2 separate regions of the Homo sapiens genome follow, and region 2 is linked to region 1. Evidence: read pairs that join two places in POLR2A ChIA-PET (ENCODE). Cell type or tissue: Panc1. All regions are shown on one strand. Each heading gives the region's core, and the rest is flanking DNA. Links, peaks and the distances in the headings are about the cores only. Region 1 has its middle 16 kb from the start of MIR10226. Region 2 overlaps SKAP1 (src kinase associated phosphoprotein 1).

Region 1 (9,559 bases), core at 5,209-9,208:
GCTGAGGTGGAAGGATCACTTGAGTCCAGGAGGCTGAGGCTGCTGTGAGCTGAGATCATGCCACTGCACTCCAGCCTGGAGGACAGAGCAAGACCCTGTCTAAAAAAAAAAAAAAAAAAAAAAAAAAGAAAAAGAAAAAAAATCTCTGTATTGTTTAAGGAATTTCAGTAGGCAAATGTAACTGGAATGGTGTGTGTCTGCAGGGAGTGTGTTGAGATCTGAGGTTTCTTCTAGATAGGTTGCAACTGGGTCGCAGTGAGCAATGAATGCCATGCTGAAGAATGACTGCTATTTATTGAGTTTGCTACTATATACACCTTAAAATTACCATTGTCCTCAAAACAACCTAACAAAGTAGGTATTGATAGGCTCGCTGCAGCCTCAACCTCCGGGGCTCAAGCTATCCTCTTACCTCAGTCCCCCGAGTAGCTGGGACCACAGGCATGTACCACCACACCCAGCTAATTTTTAAAAATTTTTTAATAGACACGAGGTCTCACCATGTTGCCCAGGCTGGTCTCAAACTCCTGAGCTCAAGCGATCTGTCCACTTTGGCCTCCCAAAGTGTTGGGTATACCGCGCCTGGCCCGTTAGCCTTCTTTTTACAAATGAGAGAGCTGAGAGTCTGAGAGACTGAATAACTTGCCTCAGAGCTCATAGGTGGGATTTAAACCCATTCTGGTCTGACTCCATTGCTGGCTCTTCTTTACCCCAACCACAGAGCTAAAGAACTTGGCTTGTGGCCAGTCGCCATGGCTCACACCTGTAATCCCAGTACTTTGGGAGGACAAGGTGGGTGGATCACCTGAGATCGAGACCAGCCCGACCAACATGGAGAAACCCTGTCTCTACTAAAAATACAAAATTAGCAGGGTGTGGTGGTGCATGCCTGTAATCCCAGCTACTCGGGAGGCTGAGGCAGGAGAATCGCTTGAACCCAGGAGGCAGAGGTTTCGGTGAGCCAAGATCGTGCCATTACACTTCAGCCTGGGCAACAAGAACGAAACTCCATCTCAAAAAAACAAAACAAAACAAAACAAAAAGTCAGTAAAGAACTTGGCCTGTGTTCTGAAGGTAATAGGGAACCACTGAAGATTTTCAAGCTGTTAAGTGATATCAGCTCTATGTTTTGAGGGAGGAACTCTGCTAGCAACATGGAACCTGGGTTAAAGAAGAGAACAGGAATTCAGGGTCAATTTATGACCCCCAAAACGAAATATTTTCATTACAGTCACTTCTCATTCTTGATCTAAAACAGTACCACCCAGCTTGATTGCTGATCTTACTCACCAAGCAGCTTGCAAAAATCAAGTCCACTCTCAGAATTTGAAGAGTTGGTGCTTGAATTAATTCAGATAATTGCAGGCAATCATTCCAAAAAAGGCCCTCCAAAAGGACCATTTTGTCAGGGACAATGATCTGAATATTTAGGTTCTGAAAAGTATGTTTAAAAATAACAAGTCGGCCGGGCACGGTGGCTCATGCCTGTGATCCCAGCACTTTGGGAGGCCAAGGCAGGTGGATCACAAGGTCAGGAGTTCAAGACCAGCCTGGCCAAGATGGTGAAACCCCCGTCTCTACTAAAAATACAAAAAAAAAAAAAAAAAAAATTAGCCAGGCATGGTGGCAGGTGCCTGTAATTCCAGCTACTCGGGAGGCTGAGGCAGGAGAATTGCTTGAACCCGGGAGGTGGAGGTTTCAGTGAGCTGAGATTGCACCATTGCACTCCAGCCTGGGCAACAAGAGCGAAACTCCGTCTCAAAAAAACAAAAAACAAACAAACAAAAAAAAACACAAGTCTACTTTATATCTTATATATTTAGTGCCCTCTTATCACTCTCACGTACCCCACTCTGAAAATAGACACATACACTTCAAATGAAAGAAAAAGAAGTAGCAAGAGGGATCTGATTCCATTTGACCAGATCCACAATTTCTCTTTGTCTAGACATCTGATTTTTTTTTTTTTTTTTTGAGACTGGGTCTTGCTCTGTCACCCAGCCTGGAGTGCAGTGGCATGAATACGGTTCACTGCAGCCTTGATTTCCTGGGGAGAAGTGATCCTCCTACTTCAGCTTCCCATGTAGCTTGGACTATAGGTGCACACCACGACACCTTGCTTTTTTTTTTTTTGCTTTTTTTTTTTTGGTAGGGAGATGGGGGTCTCACTTTGTTGTCCAGGCTGTTCTCAAACTCCTGGGCTCAAGTGATCCTCCTGCCTCAGCCTCCCAAAGTGCTGGGATTACAGGATTGAGCCGCCATGCCTAGCCTTTTTTTTTTTTCCTAAGGGACAGAGTTTTGCTCTGTCGCCTAGGTTGGAGTACAGTGGCGTGATCATGGCTCACTGCAGCCTCAACCTCCAGGTAGCTGGGACTACAGGCACATGCCACCACACCCGGCTAATTTTTTGTTTATTGTAGAGACAGGATTTTGCCATGTTGCCCAGGCTGGTCTTGAACTCCTGGACTCAAGCGATCCACCCAAGTCAGCCTCCCAAAGTGCTGGGATTACAGGCATGAGCCATCACAGCCAATCCAGACACCTGATTTTTAAGAGATTGAAAATATGTGTTTTACTCTCATGGCTGCCAGTGAGCCCTCATCTGAAACAAACAAACAAATAAACTTGAGGATAGAAGAAAACTCTGGAAGTGATGAGGCTATAACCTTGCTTCCAGACAACAGCTTCTTAGTGAGTGACAGGGTGTTCTGGGGTGGGGATATATGGGGTGAGTAGGTGAGGACTCAGGTTCTGGGTGGAATGATTGGAAGACTGGTTTCAGCTGCTTACCATTCCTAGCAGCCTTGTGTTTGGAAGGTTGGAGGGCTCTTGGAACATCCTCTCCTAAGAGATGGCTGGAAAAGTCCAGAATTAATTTATCTTGGGGAAACAGGTAAGATAAAAACTTCTGGAATCGGCCGGGCGTGGTGGCTCACACCTGTAATCCCAGCACTTTGGGAGGCCGAGGTGGGCAGATCACGAGGTCAGAAGTTTGAGACAAGCCTGACCAACATGGTGAAACCCCGTCTCTACTAAAAATACAAAAATTAGCTGGGCATAGTGACGTGCGCCTCTGGTCCCAGCTACTCAGAGGCTGAGGCAGGAGAATCGCTTGAACCCGGGAGATGGAAGTTGCAGTGAGCCAAGATCGCACCACTGCACTCCAGCCCTGGGTGACAGAGCGAGACTCCATCTCAAACAAACAAACAAACAAAACTTCTGGGACCCAAAGTCCCCCAAAATCTCAGTGTTCTCCAGATGGCAGCAAGAAGAAGTAGCTCTCACAGGTTTGCCCAGAAGATGGTGCTGTAAGACAAGCCCCTCTTTCATCCTTAGCCTGGCCGGGATCAGTGACGGGACTATGAAAAGGCTTGCAGGAACCAGACCTAGAGGGCATCTCTACTCTCTATTGGGCAGGAGTTATCTCACAGTGCTGAGCATTGCAGTCCATTCCTAGATACTCCCTAGACCACAGAGGAGAACCTTGGGGGTTCCCACATCAGAGCTGTGAGCACCTCCATGGGAACACGAAGGTGAGAGACCCTGGGCACCTGGGACAGCAATTGTCCTGAGAAAACAGGGCCTCTGATCAAGAAACACTGTCAAGAAATACAGACCTGGCTGGGCATGGTGTCTCGCTCCTGTAATCCCAGCACTTTGGGAGGCCGAGGTGGGCAGATCACTTTAGGTCAGGAGTTCGAGACCAACATGGCCAACATGGTGAAACCCTGTTTCTACTAAAAATACAAAAATTAGCTGGGCATGGTGACACATGCCTGTAATCCCAGCTACTCGGGAGGGTGAGGCAGGAGAATTGCTTGAACCCAAGAGATGGAGGTTGCAGTGAGCCGAGACTGCGCCACTGCACTACAGCCTGGGTGATGGAGTGAGACTCTGTCTCAAACAAACAAACAGAAAACAAATACAGACCTTTTCCTCCAACTCTGGAGATTTGGACCCATTCCCCAAGGTAGCTGGGAGGTTGAGGAAGGGGTCTGAGGGGCTTGGGCACTGACTGAAGTTTATACTCTAAGGTAGAAAAAAAAAAGTGGATCTTTCTGGGAGAGCAAGCTAGAGGCCTTCAGATTAGGAAAGTGAAACTCAAAGGTTGACTTACCCAATGTCACACAGCTAACAAGGGACAGAACTGAGACAAGAAAGAGGGTTTCCTGGAACCCTCTTACCTCTTCCTCTTTCTGCCCTGTGTTTTCTGCAGATCATGAGAATATAACGTTTATAAATAGAATTCCCTTGACAAGGAGTGCCTTCCTGGGCAGTAAGAAAAAATAGCAGGGCTCTTGACTCAAAACCCCAATGCACATTTTTCTTTGCATGCTTTTTTTTTTTTTAACAGTCTCACTCTATCACCCAGGCTAGTGTACAGTGGCACAGTCTCTGCTCACTGCAACCTCCACCTCCCAGGTTCAAGTAATTCTCCTGCCTCAGCCTCTTGAGTAGCTGGGATTACAGGCACCTGCCACCATGCCTGGTTAATTTTTGTATTTTTAGTAGAGACGGGGTTTCACCATGTTGCCCAGGCTGGTCTCGAACTCCTGAGCTCAAGCAATCTGCCCACCTCGGCCTCCCAAAGTGCTGGGAGCCACCATGGCTGGCTCCAATAGCGTTTTCTAATTTTTATTTTATTTATTTATTTATTTATTTATTTATTTATTTATTTATTTATTGAGACAGAATCTTGCTCTGTCGCCCAGGCTGGAGTAAGTGGCGCCATCCTGACTCACTGCTGCATGTGCCTCCTGGGTTCAAGTGATTCTCGTGCTTCAACCTCCCAAGTAGCTGGGACTAGAGGCACACAACACCATGCCCAGCTAATTTTTGTATTTTTAGTAGAGACAGGGTTTCACCATATTGGCCAGGCTAGTCTCAAACTCCTGACCTCAAGTGATCCTCCCGCCTTGGCCTCCCAAAGTGCTGGGATTACCGACATAAGCCACCACGCCCAGCACGTCTGTTTTTTAAATAATGAAATTAATAAGTGAGTCCCATCAGCTGCACTTCTTTTCTGAGGATAATTTATATACAAGACACAGAAAAGCTTCTTGCACAATGTTCTTTTAATAGGATTTATGTAAACTCACATTTGTCAGGATCCGTAAAAGTATTCTATTTCTTTCACACATGTAATTTTTTTGTACCTCTATCTCAGTGAAGGAGGCAGGCGTTGTCATTCCCACTTGTGAGGTGATTGAGGATGCTCTCGGGTGCTGGGAGCAGAAGCAATGCGGCCTGAACCCAGGTATGGATTTCATTTTGAAGAAAGGTCTCCTTGTAGGGCACTATCCTGGACCCAGTGGGCCTGCCCTTCCTATTTATTTCTTAGTGAAACCAGAAAGTTTGCTGGGGCCAGTATGATGGAGCATCGTGACTGACAAATGGCTGGGATTAGTCTAATGGGTAGGCAGCTGTATATGGAGGAAGGCGATGAGGGATCAGACCATTTCCCCAGATTCCAGTGGAAACTTTGCAGGCAGTAGCTAAATGAGTCAGAGAAGATAAGAAGACTGGAGTACCTTGCAGAACACTTCCCATACCCTCCCACCTCCAGCCCCAAGGAGGATTAGGATGCAGGGAGTCTGCAGATGAAACAGTTGTTTACAAAGGCTGGAGAAGCATGCCAGGAAACTAGTCCAGGGGCAGTTTCCAGGGCCTGAGATTGATACTACTCCATCTTGAAAACTGAAAAAAAAAAAAAAAAAAAAAAAAAAAAAAGTGTGACTCTTTAGTTCTGTACTCCCTTTAGTTCTGGGAGTGCATTTGGAGTTTCCTTTAAATTCTATGTGGATACAGGATGCTGAAGGAGGAGAATCACTTGAACCCCAGAGTCAGAGGTTGCAGTGAGATGAGATGATGCCACTGCTCTCCAGCCTGGGCGACAGAGTAAGACTGTTTCAAAAATAAAACAAAAGGCCAGGCGTGGTGGCTCACGCCTATAATCCCAGCACTTTGTGACTCCATCTCAAAAAAAAAATAATAAATAAATAAAATAAAATAAATTGTATGTGGATAAATTGAGGAGAGCTAAGGTGCAACACATGAGAAAGAGACAAGGGGTGGGGGTGGGCACAGTGGCTCACGCCTGTAATCCCACCACTTTGGGAGGCCAAGGCAGGTGGATCACCTGCGGTCAGGAGTTCACCAGCCTGGCCAACATGGTGAAACCTTGTCTCTACTAAAAATACAAAAATTAGCTAGGCATGGTGGCACACGCCTGTAGTCCCAGCTACTCCGGAGGCGGAGGCAGGATTGTTGCTTGAGCCCATGAGGCAGAGGTTGTAGCGAGCCGAGATCACGCCACTACACTCCAGCCTGGGCGACACAGTGAAACTCCAACTCAAAAAGAAAAAAAAAAGGGGGCGGGCGTGGGTGCTGGGAAGGCAAGAAGGAAATAGCAGAGGAGAGACAAGGGAACTCCTGGCTTGGGAAGGCTCTTGCCTGTCCCACCTCATGCAAGCATAAGCACTCCTGCCAAGACGGGGGCCCTCCGGAGGATGTCCAACTTAAAGCTCAGATCCTGGGCAGCAGCAATGGGGAGGGGATTGGGGTATCCCAGGGCAGATGGCCTTAAGGGACCTATTTGTAGAGGCAGAGGCCCAGAGGCTGTCATATGCAAGCTGCTTAGGGTCACAAGAGAAATCCGGAGCTTCCCTGATGACCATCTTTCTTCTCCTCCTCTTTCTGACTCTCTTCTTCCTTCCACTCTCCCTAAACCTGCTGAATCCCTTAGGCAGCTGGGATCAACATAAGCTAGAAACTGATGCGTATACAAGGGAAATCGGGAAGCCTAGAAACAGCAGAACCTGGGAGGGGTACCTGTGTACAGGGCAAATGAAGGGAGCCTGAAAACAGCTGAATCTGGGGAGATGGAACTGCCTAGTGAGAGAGCAAGGGGCTTCTGGAAACTGCTGAATCCAGGGAGGCCAATTTGTATACCGGGGAAATATGGGGGAACCTAGAAACAGCAGGATCTGGGGAGACAGTCGTGTACAGGGGGCAGACAGAGGGAGTAGCCTGAAAACAGTTGAATCTGGGGAGGAAGATTCGTGTGCAGAGGGAACAAGGGGAGACTGGAAACAGCACAATCTGGGGAGATAGGATAGTGTACAGTAGAAGCTAGGGTGGCCTGGAAACTGGGGCTCTCAGGGGATGAATCTGCTTTAAATTGCACGGGGGGGTGAGGGAGCCTGGGGAATCTGATGTGGCAGGCGCGAGCAGGGACACGGGCAAGCACAGGGGTGGAGTCAGGGTGCTGGTTGCATGGAAGGGGAACGCAATGGAACTCCCTGCCTTGTAGGTTTGAGTTAGACCCCTTGGCAGCCTCTTCTTGCAGACAGGGCAGGGTAAGGGAGTAGCTCTCCAATGGGGAGCCAGGATTTCACACGGCAAGAAGAGAAGGGCCTTTGTGTGCAGTTGCTGCCCTGGTCCTAAAATGAGCAAAGCCTGGAATTCCCTAGGGGAAACAGCCCAGGAGTTGGAGTGGGAGAGGATGAGGAGGTTGAAGGAGCTTCGGTCCCCTTGCCTGCCTTCTTCCCAACCCCTCTCTGACAGGGATAGGCCTCTTTCTCCCTTTCTACCGACCAGCCTGACCTCTCCCTTCAGCAGTTCCCTTCTGAGTGACAGACAGACAAAGACAGAGCTGTAGACCATTGACTGAAGGAGGCCCCACAAAAGTTCTCTCCCAACCCACCATCCCCCCATACCCTCCCCAGAGGCCCTGAGCCAGCCAGGGCCAACAGGAGCTGTCACTCTAGTGGAGCTGCCTTCAGGTAGGTGACAGGCCTTCAGGAGGCAGGGTGACTAGGGGCTGGGAAAGGCCTGAGATTTTTGGGATTCTGTCTGTGCCTCTTGGAAACCAGAGTTTCCCAGCCGGTTGCCTCTGAGAGAGGACTTGGAAACCAGAGTTTCCCAGCTGGTTGCCTCTGAGAGAGGAAAGAGGGCAGAACAGTGGCCACTATTGCAGAAATAAAAACCTGGTTCCACTATTTCTAGCTGTGGGATCTTGGCCAGTTGTCATTCCTCTCTGGATTTCAGTTTTTTCATCTGTAAAATGAAGGATCGGTCCAGATCTCTAAAGGCCCTTGCAGCTCTAGCATGAGGATTCTTAGTAGCCTCGGAGAGAGAGCTCAGCCTGGCATTTCTTCTTATTTGCTAATACGGCTCAGAACTTTCCGGCGAACATTGGAAGGAGGCTGGCATTTGGGATGTTGTGAGAGTGTTTAAGCAAGCTTTCCCTGGCATTGGTAACACTTCTGGAACATGAGTGTTTCTACTTTTCGTCACTCCAAAGGGTTCCTCCCCTTGAGCAAAATTATTTTTTACGCCAACCACCTCAGGCTTCCTGCCTTGTGATTTAGGCTGGAAGGTGGAATCTGAACCCAGAATCTCATCTTCCTGTCCCAAATCTGCCTTCTTCCCTGCCGGCCTCACTCCCAACCTCTCTGTGCTCTCTTGCCTCTGGCTTCTGTTATTACCTCGTTTCTCCTAAAGCCAGGGATGTTTATGCTTGGGATCTTATAGTGAAGCCTCAGAGTCTCAGGGAAAGGACCCTCCTCCCCTAACAGAAAGACAGCCAGGTACCCCAAGGCCCCGAGGCATCGCACTGCCCCTTGTTCATTACTAAGTCCGGAGAGGGTTCGCAGTGCATCCCTTGCAAGGCTGCCAGCCGGGGGTACATCTGAGACCACCTATAAAAAACCACCCTCAGCCTGGAAGCATGGAAAGCATAGTGTGTGTGTGATGTGGAGGGGGTCAAATAACCATGGGCCTAACTCAGGCCAGGCCTGAGTGGCTAGAGTACCAGACCTGTGCTTCTCCACTCCTCCCTTTAGTCTGAGAAACCACTGCGTTTAGCACAAGAAGCATGGCTTGGGCTGATGCTCTGATGGTTCCAGAAACCCTGCCCACCTCCAGGCTGTGCAGATGAAATCATTCCCAGCACTTACAGAACGGGAATGGAAGAGTCTTGTCCAGATGGAAGGGGAACTATGGTTGCCTGCCTTACCTCTCTTGGGGACCTCAGGTGACCTGCCTCAACATACCAAGGGGGAGGAGGAGGAGTCTTCAGGGGACAGTGCTGGGAGCTGGACTCCCGGGGTTCAATGTCACCAAAGATGGCCTGGGGACACAGAACCTCTTGCGAACCGCACTGGGTCCAGTCCTCCCTAAACACAGGCTGAGTGCGGGTCGTCTCTCCCCCACTCTGCCTTCCTGGGCACCGTCAGGGATGCGCGGGCAGTTCTCAATGAGTCCCAAGGCTGTGGGAGCTGAAGGGGTAGTGGGCCGGGCGGAGGAGGGAGGGGGGAGGGGGGAGGGGATCTGATTAGAATCCGGGCCGTATGGCGAACACTGCGGAGATGGAGGTAATCACTGAGCGGGCGAGACAGCGTGCTCGGCGACAGCAGGCGGCCCCGCCGTCGCCATGGCAACCGCGGCCTCCGGGGCGCGCGGCTAGGCGCAGCTCCGCGTCTGCGGCGGAACATCTGCTTTGCACAGGGCTGCTGGGAGCCAGGGGGCGCGGGCGCGGCTGCTCCCCCCACCCCGC
Region 2 (10,201 bases), core at 6,202-10,201, 190 kb before region 1:
AGGCCAGGTGCAGTGGCTCACACCTGTAATCCCAGCACTTTGGGAGGCCGAGGTGGTTGAATCGCTTGAGCTCAGGAGTTCGAGACTAGCCTAGATAACATGGCGAAACCCTGTCTCTACAAAAAATACAAAAATTAGCCTGGCATGATGGTGTGCACCTGTAGTCGCAGCTACTCTGGAGGCTGAGGTGAGAGGATCCCTTGATCCCAGGAGGTGGAGGTTTCAGTGAGCTGAGATTGTACCACTGTACTCCAGCCTGAGCAACAGAGTGAGACCCTGTCTCAAAAAAAAAAAAAAAGTATATTCACAGTATTGGGTGCTTGTGCAAAGTGGACATAGGGTACTTAGTTCTTAAGACTTATCAGCAATATGTTATTTCAATTTCATAAGCAAGTAAGATAAATAGTGGCTTTGCAGTTATCACACACTCTATCAATGGGATGTTGTCAAGATAGAATCTCAGTTGTAAGCTCTCTATTCAGAGTCTTGTCTATAAAGTTGTATTGCTTCTATAACTCAAACAAGATCAAGTTGTAGCTGGCACCATTTTCCTCAGAGTAGGAAAGATATAACTGACTCCTGTTTAAGAAATGTCAAAAGTCACCGGAATTCATACTGCCAAGAACAACATGTGTGTGACATGTTGCTAAGCTTCCCTCTGCAGGTTTCCCCTCTGTGTCAGTGGTATGAACCCAGCAGCTCAGAATGAGGTAATTTCACAAAGGTGGGCATGTTGAACCCTTATGGCATCCTTCAGATAATGCATAGGTCAGAGATGGAATAAACAAAGCAATATGCTGAAAGCCAGCTGTTTAAGTGAGGAGGAACAGGCCTGGGAGTAAAGGGCTACATGGAGGATTGCAGTTAGGCTCAGGGGCTCTCCTGAAAGGTGAGCTTGCCCTGTTGGTGCTTATCTTACACAGTGAAAGGAAAGGAGGAAAACTGTCTCCAATTAGAACCAGGGAGAGCTGGTGATGCTGGGGCTGCCTCTATCTAAACCCTGATCTCATACTGCTTCCCTGTGGAGAATTATCTGAACTGCAGCTTCCCTCTGTGGGCCCCTGCCTGTCATGTCCATCCAGTGTGGTCTCGAGCCTGGACTTGGTATCATCCAACAGCAGGAAAAAAAAAAATTTCTGTTAAGAACCTTAGCAAAAAGAATGGGGAGGCCATGAGAAAATGGTCTTCTCCTGAGTCCAGAGTCATATCTCACAACAGGCTGATCTGACACGTCTGCATCCTCACCCTTCCCTTTTTACATACCTTTTTAAAAAGCCCAAAGCCTCCGTCTGCCCAATGGTGTTCCTTCGGTTCTGCTTTCGCAGATATATGTTGTGGCTTGCACCCTGGGGAATTCCAAATCAATTGTTAAAATTCCCTACTATTTCCCTGAATATTTTTCACAAAAGCCAAATCACAAGGCTATGGCCAACATAGAGGTTTCCACTTTTATCTTTTTATAATTATTATCACAGCTTTCTGCTTGTCTTCCTCCATACCCACCCAAGGAAGTGTAGACATAGGCATTAACAAGAATACCCCTACCCTTCAGCTACCCTTCTTCAGAGGGCATTAGGGCAATAAAACACATTTTAGATATAGATCTATAGCTGACTATTTCATTATGATATAAAAACAGTACTGTAGGAACATTACAGTTAGTATGGTGGTTCAATTTTTTTATTTCTCTATAATTTAAAAACCAGAGGCCAGGTGCAGTGACTCACACCTGTAATCCCAGCACTTGGAGAGGCTGAGGCAGGAGGATTGCTTGAACCCAGGAGTTCGAGACCAGCCTGACCAACATAGTGGAATGCCATCTGTTTATTTTATTTTATTTTATTTTATTTTATTTTATTTTACTTTATTTTGAGACAGAGTCTCACTCTGTCACCCAGGCTGGAGTGCAGCGGCGCAATCTCAGCTCACTGCAACCTCCGCCTCCCAGGTTTAAGCAATTCTCCTGCCTCAGCCTCCCAAGTAGCTGGGACTACAGGCACGCACCACTATGCCTGGCTAATTTTTGTATTTTTAGTAGAGTCAGGGTTTCACCATGTTGGCCAGGCTGGTCTCGAACTCCTGACCTCCAGTGATCTGCCTGCCTCAGCCTCCCAAAATGCTGGGATTACAGGTGTGAGCCCAGCCTCTAATTTTAGAAAAAGAGAAAAAAAAAAAAAGGAACTGGAGAAAGTTCAGCTTCTCTTAATTAAGAAACAATCAGGCCCAGTGCAATGGCCTATGCCTGTAATTCCAGCACTTGGGAGGCCAAGGTGGGTAGATTGCTTGAACCCAAGAGTTTGAGACCAGCCTGGGCAACATGGCAAAATCCCATCTCTACAAAAAATTAAAGAAGAAGAAACAATCAGAAGCTAATAGGAAGCTGTAATTAAAGTTTGATATGTTTTAGAGGAGATGAAGAAGAAGGCAATACATCCTTTGGGCTGGTCAGTGGTATTTTCTAGTGAATATTCAGAATCAGAAAGTATAAAGGAAGCTGAGGCTGTAATTCACATTCCAGAGAGAACCTGTGATCCTTTCTGTTCCTCTCCTCTCTGCCTCTGTTGAAGGCTCGAGGGTGAAAGCTGTAAGTTGAAGAGGACAAGCCATCAACAGAGGGTGACTTATGATGAGAAATGAAAATATTTGGATTAGCTATAATACTAAGCCAGTGATATTTACAAATTATTAAACTGCCATCCTCACATCAAACGCTTTTTATTTTATGAAATGCTAAGCTGTACTTTTAGTTTGTTTCAAACTGTCAGGGCCATTATTTGATGTCCCTCTTTGTTTATCTTAATTAAGATGTAGAATCAATCATTTTTACTTTCTCTCTCCAAGAGCAGCAGTTGGCTCAGAGTCAGGATGAGGTCTGGCCACCCTTGAGTGCTGTGCAGGTGCTGAGCCGTGTTTGTTCACAGAGGGATAAAAAACACATTTGTTCTCCAGGTTGTGTGGATAGACTGACAGATTTTGATAAGAGGGAAAAAAGTCTTCCTCTGTGGTGAGAAATAACATTTCTATCTAGAATAAGTGAAAACAGTGGCAAATATCATTCCTGTTATGGAGATGATTTTCCTCAACACATAGTGACAACTCAGCTGGGGGTGGGAAACACCAAGGTAGGTTGGAAATAGGAGGCAGAATGTGGTGACCCAGATCAGCAAGAAGCAGAAGACGGAGAGCCCTAAACCTTGTCCTGTGAATATGACAGTTGTTCTTGCCACACTAGCTTTCTTTTCCATTCCTGATGCCACAGTTCAATCTCCAAGCTGCTAGGTCATAGTCTCCTGAAAGTAGAATGGCTTATTGTTGGAGAGACCATTTCATATCCAAACTACTTATGTTCCTCTTTGCATAGAGGTACTTCTGGCCCATCAACTCTGTATAAGGGCCTTTGCAGGGCGTTTACAACAGTACAGCTTTTTTTTTTTTTTTTTTTGAGACAGAGTTTTGCTCTTGTTGCCCAGGCTGGAGTGCAATGGTGTGATCTCGGCTCACTGCAACCTCCGTGGTGTTCAAGCACGGGTTCAAGCGATTCTCCTACCTCAGCCTCCCAAGTAGCTGAAATTAAAGGCACCTGCCACCACACCCGGCTAATTTTTGTATATTTAGTAGAGATGGGGTTTCTCCATGTTTGTCAGGCTGGTCTCGAGCTCCTGACCTCAGGTGATCCACACGCCTCAGCCTCCCAAAGTGCTGGGATTACAGGCATGAGCCACTGAGCCCGGCCAACAGTACAGCTTAATTCTGCTGAGGCACCCACTCTTTCCTACTCAGCCCCCCATTTTAAGAAGCATGCATCCCCTCAGAATAACTAGCCAGGGGTAGAGAAGCAGTCAACTAGACATGGAACAGAACTGAATTCTGCACGCCAATCAACCCACTTGGGATAAAGCCTTGTCTCCTTAGCACCAGGTCACCTTCGTCTCCTTAGCACCATGTTTCTCTATCTAACTGAGGTAAATAGCCATACGATTCAATGAGCTGGACAAATGAGAAACACAAAGAAAGGAAACAAGTCTATTGCATGATTTAGGGAGATCAGATTGGAAAAGATACAGTGCTTTACTTTTAAAATCATCCTAGTCAGTGAAGCAATCCAAACATTGCCATAGACTTAAACAGATTATTTGTATTTTATACCACATGCATCTAGAACAGCATTATCTGTAACCCTCAAGCACTTGGAGCCCTAGAGTTAGGGAAAAGTATACCTTTTCATTGATCAGAATCTTTTTAAGCACATCTAAGCAAATTTGGGTGTGAAATTAGTACTAACATTTCTCCTACTTTTTGTGAGCACTAACAGCTAGCGCACACTCCAGTGGTCTTATATGTTGTTCTGCTCCTGACAGTGTTATAGAAGTTAACTTCAGGAACTTGGACAAGAAGGCCTGTATTCCAGTCCTTCCTTAGGCAAGAGGTGGACTTTTGAATCACATAATTCCAAGAGGAAACATAACCTTTCAAAAGATAAACCAACACTTCATTTATTTGAGGCCTCTGTTATGATTCTTGGACCACAGATAACTACTTTGAACAAATTCTCACTCTTCATTAGTGGAAAACACTTTCCTCTAATCGCCACGAATTACCCAACACCTGGAATTAAGCAGTCTTCTCTTACCATACTCATTTTCTTTCTTTCCAGTGGGATATTCTAGGTTCATAAGGTGACTGCCAATACTTATTTAGCTGTGTGCAGTATTACTGGTGTAGCTGAGACTGCTAGCTAGCCCCCAGTTCTGGGTTCGTGGCTGCCCAGAACAACTCCCTGCCTCCACGGCAACTAGATTTGACCACGTGATTTAACTTCTGGTTAGTGGAATGTGTAAGTAATGTGTCAACTTTTTAGGGCCACACACAAGTGTCCTTAAGCAGGTAGAGGGATGGTGGTGCTGTCTGTGTTGCCCCTTTCCTCCTTCCTGCTGGCTGGAACTGGAGCCAGTTTGGACCATGACGAACAAATGACATACTTTATAAAGATAGAAAGAGCCTGAAGAGGAAAGGGCGAAGGGTTTGAAACATGGTGGACGACATAAACCAGCAACAAACTACCAACACCATAGAGGAGCCCCTTGATTTCATCAGGCTCAGCCTGGATAAATGAATTTATGGATAAATGAGAGATTACCAGGAGCTTCTAGGCAGATTACATGCTTATGATCTACATTTAAATATGTTATTGGGAGATGTGGAAGAAACTGTGACTACTACAGAAATTGAGGAAGAAGCCATCATATATAAGAGATATATAAATCAGCGAAACAGAATATTCGAATGCTGTTTTTCCCAGAAGATGTTTTGTCCTGGTTGTCCCTCCGTTGAGAGTTGGCTGAAACAATTTATCCCATATGGAAAATAGGAGATTTTGTACAGGTACCTCTTTAAATGTTCAGGACATTCAAAAGAGAAACCAGCAAACATTTTGATATTAAGAAATTCTCCCACTCCTGAAATGAATTGATTTGCAGACAACTCATAACTTCTATTAAAAAAAAATTTTTTTTAATAGAGGTGGGGTCTCACTGTGCTGCCCAGCCTGGTCTCAAACTCCTGGGCTTAAGCCATCCTCCCACCTTGGCCCTCCAAAGTGCTGGGATTACAAGCATGAGCCACTGCACCCAGCCCAGATAATTCATAACTTCTTAAGCTAAATGGCATTTTTATTTTTCTCCAACCCTTCTAATAAATGTGATCACCAAGATGCAAAACTCTTTTTCAGGAAAAAAAAGAGGAGCATGAAGTGCCCTCCCATTCCTGGGGTGCCTCCCCCCAGTCTTTTTATACATGAGGGACAAATTACCTTCTATTTTGTTAAGGCCTCTATTATTTGGGGCTTTCCGTCACACTGGCTAAACTAATCCTAATGATACATCTGGTAAGGACTTCCTTTGGAGGGTAGCCGAGGACAAACCGAGCAGGGTAACACTCGGGAGGAGACTATGAGGAATAGAATGGGAAAGATACCACAGTGATGAAATGACTACAAGTGGCCTCCTCAGCCATGGAAACGATTAAAGCCAGAGTTATATTAGCACAGATAATAATTTCTTTAGTATTTCTTAAATGGTGTTATGCAGAAGTCCTAACTTTTATTGGTTGATTAATGTAGTTTATTCTAGTCTTGGTAATAATGATCCTGGGTAGTTTGTTAAAATTGCTGTGAGTACAAGTTGTCTTGGCTCTTTTCCAGGTCACCTTTGGTTACTTTGGTGCCTATAGCACTTCTCTTGCCCCTCGTGCTTGTTCTGATACTCACTGTCCAGGCCCTCCACCTGGGGGCCTCCCTGGGCCCACCTCACCAAGGCCCTCCAGCAAGCCATCAGGATGATAAGGACCTAACATACAAATCTACTCTGAGGCTGTGGTTCTTAGCCCTAGGTGAGCATCAGAACTACTCATAGAACTTTGTAAAAATAAACATGCCTCAGCCCCACTCCAGATAATCCTGAATCAGTATATCTGGGGTGCAGTTCAGGTATCTACACTTTTTTAAAAAGTAGACAGGTGATTCCGATGTGCAGCCAGAGTTACGAACCACGGCTCCAAGGTGTCGATGACTGATAATGGCTCCGTATAACAGTGCCAGCCACACACACGTGACCTCATGGATAAGCGTCGCTACCTGACATCTGTCAGTTATCTACCTCTACTCAGTGGTCTACCGCATAGGTACAGACAGCTGTGCCTTATCCCTAGGAGAGCTGGAGCTCTGTGCCTCCTCCTCCCAGTGATTTCTGATGTACTAGCTTGTTACCACACTGTGGATGAGAATATCTCGATTAATGTGCTACCTCTCCCAGAGGCATTTGTAGTTCAACAGGGAATAATGCTTTAATCTAAGGGAATGGGCCCCAAATGATGGAATTTCAGGAATTACAGAAGTCAGTTGAAAAGATATTTTGGAAGAGGGGCCCTTTTCCAGTTAACTTAAACACACACCATTTAAGCAGCACCAATTCTACTTATAAAACAACAACAACAAAACAACCGGGCCTGATTCAGAAGATGTTTTAGACTTCTGAGGGGAAAAGTATCTATTTCTTCATCTTCCTTCACCTGCTGTTTGAAATCACCTTCAGCCCTCACACTTTCTCTTACCTCTAGAGAAGCAGTGCTGTTTGCCCCTAATTCAGCCATAGTTAAATGGCAAGAGAGCTCATGTTAAGAGAGCACATTACACTCTTCTGAATATCCTTTCATACATGGAATCCAACCTTAGAACACAGAGCAAAGAGTCATTTAGTGATCATTCCCCTGTTACAGCACAGGCACAGTCAGTCTAATCAATATTTTCATGTATCTGGCCAGCTTTTACAAACCTGGGGTAATTAAGATTCTACAATGTCTTAGGTAATCCTTAATATTTCACTGGCTTTTCTTCTCAACTATTTTGTTTCTTATTACTTTTATCCTATCCTTCCAGACTCTGTAAATACAAACCTAATAGGACTATTATAAAAACCAAGTTAAATAGGAGGTTTGACAGTGCTCTAAAAAATTTTAAAGCCCCACATAAATGTATAATAATGTTTCTATAATAAGGACTGTATTCTTTGTGTAGCAGTACTTAAGTTTTTGATGGAAAGAGGAGGAGGAAAGACTGAGATGTAGACAGACTAATGCTAAGGATTGCCATGATAATTCCTTCTGTTCCTGCCTTGTCCACTTACTAACTAGGAGGCTTGAGCAAGTCACTTTAATTTCTCCATCAAGAGAAAAATGGTCATTTTTCTTATTATAGAAAATTACTCATATTATAGAGGTAGTGGTGAGGATTAATGAATCAAGGTATATTAGGAGAAGTAAGCATCCATAGATTTTGTAAATTCTGCAGAAAGAATCTGGAAGGGAGATTTAGATACAGGCCCAAGTCCTAGCTAGACATGGAACCCTGGCATCCAGACACTTGCCTCTCACTTCTAATTATTAGCACACTCCCTCTGCTAAATAGGATTAAAGGAAGAGCTTTTGTTCTTGTCCATTACAAAAACACATTGAATTGTCTATGGTGATTTTGTAACTGTCAAAGATTTGTTGCCCTGGAAATAAGGATTTGTAATAAGAGTGTTATCACACCTTTGTTGGTGTAAACTGTTCACTAGGAATAGTCAAAGAGATAAATGAAATATAAACAGGACAATGGGCTAAGTGCAGCCTCCCCTAATTGTTTATTTTCTTTCCAAACTGGCAAGAAGTTGTTGGAGTTTCATACTTCATTTTATATACAAATTGAGGTCCTGGGGGAGAGTATCCTTCATGTGAACAGCTCTCCCAGTTACAGGAGAAAACTGAGTAACAGTAAAACCCTCGGGGACATCATTTAATATTTCCAGCATTTCACATGAGCTACTGACACTTGGGTCTTCAAGGGGAAAGCTGATTTATACCTTCAGTCGTTAGACAATGTAAAGGTGAGGTCAGGCATAGGCATCCTTCATCCCTTTCCCCGGTGCTCACAGGTCCCTTGGGCAAGGTGGAATCAAAGCATTTCAAATGGTAGAGGTCACAGGAGTGACATGGTAAGAGGTAAGAGAGCACAGCCTCCTTCCTCTACCAGTGGGTCTAACGCCCATATATCTTCATATTGCCGTTGTTTCCACTTGAAAAATTACATGCAGTTGGTTTTACTTTTCCTTCCTTCCTATTCTGAAAACACGATTTCCACTCCCAATCTAAAGTATAATTTATGTCAAGACTAATGATTATGTGTTTCTGATTATTTTTTAAAAAGGTGAAACCTTTAACATAAATGCAAGACAACAGGTGTCCTGTTTTATAGCCTTGTACTTTTCCAACCCTATAAATTAAAATCATGTCTGTGCTGTCTCTGTCTTTGCACTGATCTGAAGTCATTCTAGGACATTCTAGGAATTCTGTGCTCTCTGGCACAAAACCTCCCACGTGGAAGGTTCCAGATAAATTTTTCTTGATTTGATTTGATCTACAGGTACTTGATCAAATTCTGGTCATGCCCAGTAATACAATAATACTTTGTAAATTGCAACCCAAGTTTATACCCTGGGCTTCTGACCCCAAATTTCATAATGGGATTCCATACCTTTTATTCCTTATGAAATAAAACAGCTCTCCAGTGGAAAGAGACCTCCTGCTTTTGTGGGTCCCCTTGCAATGTAGGAAGAGCTAAGGCAAATTAGACGTATGGTATAAAGTACAATATTAGAATTGTAAATGAGTCTTAAAATTACATACAGACTACAGATTATTAAAGTATTCTTAAGACAATATCTAATTCAAATATAACTTTATGTAAATTTTTTTTCTTTTTTTTTTTTTTTTTGAGACAGAGTCTTCCTCTGTTGCCCAGACTGGAGTGTAGTGGCGCAATCTCAGCTCACTGCAACATCTGCCTCCCAGGCTCAAGCAATTCTTGTGCCTCAGCCTCCTGAGTAGCTGGGATTACAAGCATGCATCACCACATCCAGCTAATTTTTGTATTTTTAGTAGAGATGGTTTCTGCATGTTGGCCAGAACTCCTGGTCTTGAACTCCTGGCCTCAAGTGATCTGCCTGCCTCGGCCTCCAAAGCGCTGGGATTACAGGCGTGAGTCACCATGCCCAACCTGTGCAAGTGGTTTTAATAGCATTGTTTCTCTTCATTCTACACTGGTTTCTTCTTTCTTTTCTGGATTCCTTTGCCACGTACCTTCATACCAAGCTTAGGAATTTTGTGTAATCAGCCACTCAGAATGGACATCATTATATAAATATGGAGACATGGCTGTACTGTGAAATGGTTGAAAAACTATTTTTAAAATTTTCTATTTTTATTTTTATCAAAATAATGTATGCATATAGTTCTTAAAAATCAAATAAAGCCAGGCACAATGGTGTGTACCTGTAGTCCCTTGGGAGGCTAAAGTGGGAAGATTACTTGAGCCCAGGAGTTTGAATTCAGCCTTGGCCACATAGCAAGACCCCATTTCCAAAAAAATTTTTTTTAATCAAATAATACTACAAGCAGTCACCCTGGAGTTCTGCTTTCCAGAGGCAACCCCTTTCCATTTTTTAAAAATTAACTTTTTCATCCATTCTGATGTGTCTCTTCCACACTTCTAAATAATATGATTAGACAGCTATTTTTTTAGTTTATCAATTTCAGACATTACCTATTGATTTTATATTATGATAGGGGAGGAGTCAGCATTCCTATTCCATCCCAGCCATCAATTCCC

What was found. Peaks named below come from ENCODE experiments on the same cell type or tissue, not always from the same donor. Only the 100,000 strongest peaks of a DNase experiment are listed, where the experiment ranks them.
Region 2: POLR2A ChIA-PET joins it to region 1 with 7 read pairs; 2 of 35 experiments call an interaction of 5 or more read pairs at or near these places.

Annotation. Positions count from the first base shown.
Region 1 is chr17:48,012,272-48,021,830 of GRCh38, reverse strand. No RefSeq gene overlaps it. Among named protein-coding and RNA genes, the nearest start is that of MIR10226, 16 kb to the left of the region's middle. RefSeq lists enhancers at 4,028-4,127, 5,805-6,304, 6,305-6,806 and a silencer at 9,320-9,369. In Panc1, for the core only: no CTCF peak of the experiment used is centred there; no DNase peak of the experiment used is centred there; H3K27ac peaks cover 339 bases.
Region 2 is chr17:48,206,592-48,216,792 of GRCh38, reverse strand. The region is part of intron 4 of SKAP1 (src kinase associated phosphoprotein 1); the gene reads left to right. It also overlaps the pseudogene LSM3P1. Among named protein-coding and RNA genes, the nearest start is that of MIR1203, 55 kb to the right of the region's middle. In Panc1, for the core only: no CTCF peak of the experiment used is centred there; no DNase peak of the experiment used is centred there.